2 separate regions of the Homo sapiens genome follow, and region 1 is linked to region 2. Evidence: read pairs that join two places in POLR2A ChIA-PET (ENCODE). Cell type or tissue: Panc1. All regions are shown on one strand. Each heading gives the region's core, and the rest is flanking DNA. Links, peaks and the distances in the headings are about the cores only.

Region 1 (2,916 bases), core at 250-2,749, 260 kb before region 2:
TCGTTCATATTGTAGCATATTATCAACACTTCATTCCTTTTTAAGACTAATATTCCATTGCATGGATAGACCATATTTTGTTTATCCATTCATCACTTGATGGACATTTAGGTAGTTCTCTCTTTTTGGTTACTGTTTTCATTTTCTTTGTTCTTTCTTTCCTTTCTTTCTTTTCTTTCTTTCCTTTCTTTCCTTCCTTTCCTTTCCTTTCCTTTCCTTTCTTTTCTTTTCTCCTTTTCTTTTCTTTTCTTTTCCTTTCTTTTCTTCTTCCCTCCCTCCCTCCCTCCCTCCCTCCCTCCCTTCCTTCCTTCCTTCCTTTTCTTTCTTTCTTTACTCTCTACAGTCTCACTGTGTCGGTCAGGCCGGAGGGCAGTGGTGCGATTTTGGTTCACTGCATCCTCTACCTCCTGGATTCAAGTGATTCTCGTGCCTCAGCCTCCTGAGTGGCTGGGATTACAGGCGTGTACCACCACACCTGGCTAAGTTTTGTATTTTTAATACAGACAGGGTTTCACTATGTTGGCCAAGCTAGTCTTGAACTCCTGGCCTCAAGTGATCCACCTGCCTTGCCTCCCAGAGTGCTGGGATTACAGGTATGAGCCACCGTGCCTGGACTCTTTTTGGTTATTGTGAATAATACTGCGGTGGACATTCATGTACAAGTTTTTGTGTGAACACATGTTTCCATTTCTCTTGGCTCTTTGCCTAAGAGTGGAATTCTAGGTTATCTGTAACTGTTTAATCACTTAAGGAATTGCCAAGACTGTTTGCCAAAGCAGTTGCACCATTTACTTTCCCACCAGCAATGTATGAGGGCTCCAACTTCCCCATGTCCTCGCCAACACATGTTAGTATCTGTCTTTTTGGTTATCACCATCCTAGTGGAGGTGAAGTGTTATGTCATTGTGGTTCTGATTTGCATTTTCCTGATTGCTCATTGCTCTATCTTAAATAGTTGATGTAATAATTTCCTTCTAAACATTGGCTTTCTGTAGACAGTGTCCTATTTTCAACTTTTCTGGGCCCCAGCATTGTCTTCTGGCATGGGGTTGGTGCTGACTAGGGCGTAAATGAATGAGGCAACTCTGGATATGTTAGCTTGCAGCACATGGGCATGGACACTGATTGGCAAGGATGTGCTTCTTGGCTTGAGTCAAGAATCATACATTTTAACCATCACTTCTGCTTTTTTTGTGGCACAAAAGGACCATTTTTTGAAGTTAGTAACCTGTCTTAGTTCCCTCAGTAGATGTTTGTCCAAATGTTGCGGTGAAGCATAGCACAGACTTTTCATCATTTCAAGGTTTAACGCCTCAGCCCAGGGAGTGTATATTTGGTGACCGTTTTCCCAGAGCCCTGGAAATGCTTCTTCCTAACTGTCCACTTTGAGCTCCTCTGCCTCCTCTTTGGCAATCAGTTACCTCCTAAGAGGAACCTGGAGAAATGTCATTGGGAAGTGCTGCTGGCACCAGGATGAGAGAGTGTTCTTGAAAGCTTGGGAGCAGTATTGAGCATCTGCCATGTGTCAGTATTGTGCTGGGCACTACAAGCTCACATGTATCCATGTGATCATGTGTATGGGTATTTATTTGTAGTGTCTAGTCATTACAATCTGTCTGTGAGTTTTGCCTGGTTTACTCCTAAGTACAGTGAGCTTCAGTGATTTGCCCAAGGTTACCAAAGTTTTCAGAGGAACAACATCAGACACTTTTCCCCAATCACCATGTGCCAGAAAACCTTTAGGTTAAGAGGTTAACAAGACAAGCCACAGATAGGGGAAAATATTTATGAAACAAGAGCTGATAAAGGACCCATATCCAAAATAGGCAACTCTTAAAACTCAACAATAAAAGGCCAGGCTCGGTAGCTCATGCCTGTAATCCCAGCACTTTGGGAGGCCAAGGTGGATGGATCACAAGGTCAGGAGATCGAGACCATCCTGACTAACACGGTGAAACTCTGTCTCTACTAAAAATATAAAAAATTAGCCGGGTGTGGTGTCGGGTGCCTATAGTCCCAGCTACTCAGGAGGCTGAGGCAGGAGAATGGCGTTAACCCAGGAGGTGGAGCTTGCAGTGAGCAGAGATTGCACCACTGCACTTCAGCCTGGGTAACAGAGCGAGACTCCATCTCAGAAAAAAAAAAAAAAAAAACAAAACGCAAGAAAACAACAAAAAAAACCAAAAACAAAAGCTCAACAATAAGAAAACAACCCAATTAAAAAGTGGGCGAAAGATCTGAACAGATGCCTCACACCCCCTTCCCCCACCCCACTCACAATGCTTTGCCATCCATGTCTCCATCCTGCAGTAGCCAAAGCTGGCTGCTTCTGGACCACTGCTGTGCAATGGAAATACAGTGTGAGTCACCAATACCAGCCATGAGAGTAGTGTTTTGTTTTGTTTTTTTTTTTTTTTGTTTTTTTTTTTTTTTGCTGTTATTGTTGTTTTGTTTTTTAAATAGAGATGGGATTTTGTTCTGGGTGAAGTGAATCAAACTCCTGGGCTCAAGTGATCCTCCCAGCTCAGCCTCCTGAGTAGCTGGGATTACAGGTGTGAGCCACTGTACGCAGTCATGTGTGTAGTTTAAAGTTTTCTAGTTGCCACATTCATAAAGGTAAAAAGAGGTGAAACTAACTTTATTAATAAATTTTATTTAACTCAGTATATCCAAAGCATTATTATTTCAACATGTATGCAATATAATTATTAACGAGATATTTGATTCTGGTTTTTGGTCTGTGTCTTCAAAATCCAGTGTGTGTTTTATACCTATAACACATCTTGATTCAGACAGATTCAATTCTGAGTGTTCAAAAGCCACATGTGGCTAGTGGCTACCATATTGGATAGCACAGATCTAGATTATACCTCTTTTGTCCTTTTGCATTACCTGCTTCCGTGGTCCCCAAGCAGC
Region 2 (2,916 bases), core at 330-2,829:
TACTCCCATCTCAAATTCTGAGAAGCTTAAGTCATACTTTGTGTATTACATTAGTCTCTGTTTTCACAGAGCAATGCAATTAGGGCTTTCTATCTGGTTTCTGTTGTAACTTTCTTTTTAGGCTTGACGTCTATTCCATGGCTCAGGGCAGACCATGGATAGGGAAAAAGGCCCAGGAGGGTGAGAAACACAGGTGGCCATGAACTTTTTATAATCCAGCATGAACTGGCCCCCATGGGCAGCCTCTGTTATTGCCCTGTGTCTCCAAAAGGCAAAACCGAGTCCAAAGTATGAGTTTGTAATGAATGTTTGACTGAAGGTTTTACAGAGTGAGTGAAGTTACATCAAACACTACACATTATAGATTACTGAAGCTACTTCCATTGGATGCCTTGGTTTTCCTTCCCAATTACTTTGGCCACCAGCCACTCCTGGACTACCCTTCCCCCATGCCTTTCTCTTTCCACCTATGCCCACTCACAACCCCTAATTCTATATTATGCCCCTTTCTTTATATGGGGAAATGTATCTGTCTGGCTTGGCTTCTCCTCCCACCTCTCCACTTAGAACATAAAGAAACTTCCTCAGGAACCCCTCTCTTCAGAGAGCATGGAGAATCGTAAACAACGTAATATGTTTTCCTTGTTAAATATTTTCTCCTGTCACTCTGGTTTGACCTCACTCCCTACTCCCCTGACCCTATGCAGGTGGTGATTGCGGGCTTGGCCATGCTTTGTGCAAGTATCTGGATGAGCTGGGCTTCACGGTATTTGCCGGAGTTTTGAATGAAAATGGCCCAGGAGCTGAGGAATTGCGAAGAACCTGCTCTCCGCGCCTCTCGGTGCTCCAAATGGACATCACGAAGCCAGTGCAGATAAAAGATGCTTACAGCAAGGTTGCAGCAATGCTGCAGGACAGAGGTACTGCCGCCAGCACCCTCAGTGCCTTTACCCTCCTCCTGAATGCCCAGCTCTTGTTCCGGCTTAGGCTGAACATGCCCCCCCACTCCACTCTGGGCACTGTTTGCCCTGAAGCACACCTGTGCTGAACCCCTACCATGTGTGGGGGCCTCTATCAACATGAAGACCTTCGGAGTAACTCAGACATGGGCCCATCCACACAGAACTTACAGAAACCTCAGTCTCATTCTCTCCAACTTCTCAGTCACTCTCCCATGAATAATTCCTCCAGCCCCAGCTCATTGCTTTTCTGTCCGCAATAGCAACATGCATTAGAGTCTCCAGCTTCGAAAAAAAATACCTTCATGGTCACTGTCCTTCTTTACCCATTACCCTTCCTCTTCTCTTTCCTTCATGGCTACGCTCCACGGAACCCTGTAGCTCTGTGATTCTCTTCCTCACCTTCAATTTGCCGTTGGCTCTCACTCTGCCTCCCTAACTGATCTGGCAAAGCTAATCAGAATTAGCCTGAAGACCCAGGTTTTTTTTGTTTTCAACTTTTATTTTAAATTCTGGGTTACACGTGCAGGATGTGCTGGTTTGTGACATAGGTAAGCATGTGCCATGGTGGTTTGCTGCACAGATCCAGCCATCCTGTAAGTACTGAGCCCAGGATTCATTAGCTATTATTCCTGATGCTCTACCTCCCCTCCCTCCACCAGGCCCAAGTGTGGGTTGTTCCCCACCATGCGTCCATGTGTTCTCACTGTTCAGCCCCCACTTATAAGTGAGAACGTGTGGTGTTTGGTTTTCTGTTCCTGCTTTAGTTTGCTGAGGATAATGGCTTCCAGCTCCACCCATGTCCCTGCAAAGGATATGATCTCATTCTTTTTAATGGCTGCATAGTATTCCATGGTGTATATGTACCACATTTTCTTTATCCAGTCTATCATTGATGGGCATTTGGGTTGATTCCATGTCTTTGCTTTTGTGACTAGGGCTGCAACGAATCTATGTGTGAATGTATCTTTGTAATAGAATGGTTTATATTCCTTTGGATGTATACCCGGTAATGGGATTGCTGGAAGACCCAGTTTTTAACTTCCCTGCAGTATTTAAGCATGTTGTTTATACTCTCCTCCTTGGCTTTGGGGTCCCCAGCCCCCATTGCTCTCCTAGCTCTCCAATCTTTCTTTCCACTTCTCCTGGATGAAACTTTGCCTCTGTCTCCCCACAAATACAAATGCTTCTGAGGGTTGCATCTGCAGACTTCGCACTCTATGTGCCCTGGGCCATGCAGTTTTCTCCGTATACCAAGAGTTCTCAATCCAACTGCACATTAGAATCATTTGAAAATTACCTATGCTGGGGTCCAGGATGGGCTATGTAACTAACTTGGCAGACCCAATGCAAAATGAAAACATGGGGCCCCTAGCTTGATTTCGGAAGATTATTAGGAATGTTAGTTGGTGACAGCAGAGACTGAAACCACGTGCAGGACCCTTCTGAAGCACCAGGCCCTGTGTGACTGAACAGATCCCCCAGACCCAATTAAATCAGTCTCTAGGACGGGATCCCAGGCATCATTAGTTTATAAAGCTCCCAATGTGATGCTAATGTTAGCGCAGGGCCAAGAAACACTGGTTTACGCCAATAACTCCCAAATCTATTACTATATTGCCAACCTAATCCTTCTTCTCCACGTATACAAAGTTATCTATCAGACATCTTCCCTTATACTCCAGAGGCTTCAACTTCAACATGTCAAATGTTGTTTTTTTTCCCCCTGCTGCCATTCTGCAAATCGGTTTGCTCTCCTGCATCCCACAGCTCAGACACTGGCTCTACCACCTAACCAGTCATTCAAGCCAGCAACCTGCGGGTCACTGAGACCCTCAGCTTATCCTCAGTGCCTGTATCCTACTGATCCAAGTCCTGTCAATTCCACCTCCTGGATAGTTACCCTCCAGCCCCTTCCTACCACTGCATAGCACTACGACTTAGCACAGACCCTCAC

The links. ChIA-PET counts read pairs that join two places held together with the same protein. Peaks named below come from ENCODE experiments on the same cell type or tissue, not always from the same donor. Only the 100,000 strongest peaks of a DNase experiment are listed, where the experiment ranks them.
Region 1: POLR2A ChIA-PET joins it to region 2 with 13 read pairs; 2 of 35 experiments call an interaction of 5 or more read pairs at or near these places.

Annotation. Positions count from the first base shown.
Region 1 is chr16:81,803,366-81,806,281 of GRCh38, forward strand. All of the region lies in intron 2 of PLCG2 (phospholipase C gamma 2), which reads left to right. Among named protein-coding and RNA genes, the nearest start is that of PLCG2, 26 kb to the left of the region's middle. In Panc1, for the core only: no CTCF peak of the experiment used is centred there; no DNase peak of the experiment used is centred there.
Region 2 is chr16:82,067,463-82,070,378 of GRCh38, forward strand. HSD17B2 (hydroxysteroid 17-beta dehydrogenase 2) reads left to right here. Exons shown (of 5, transcript NM_002153.3): 2 at 708-920. Among named protein-coding and RNA genes, the nearest start is that of HSD17B2-AS1, 2.2 kb to the left of the region's middle. RefSeq lists an enhancer at 2,908-2,916. In Panc1, for the core only: no CTCF peak of the experiment used is centred there; no DNase peak of the experiment used is centred there.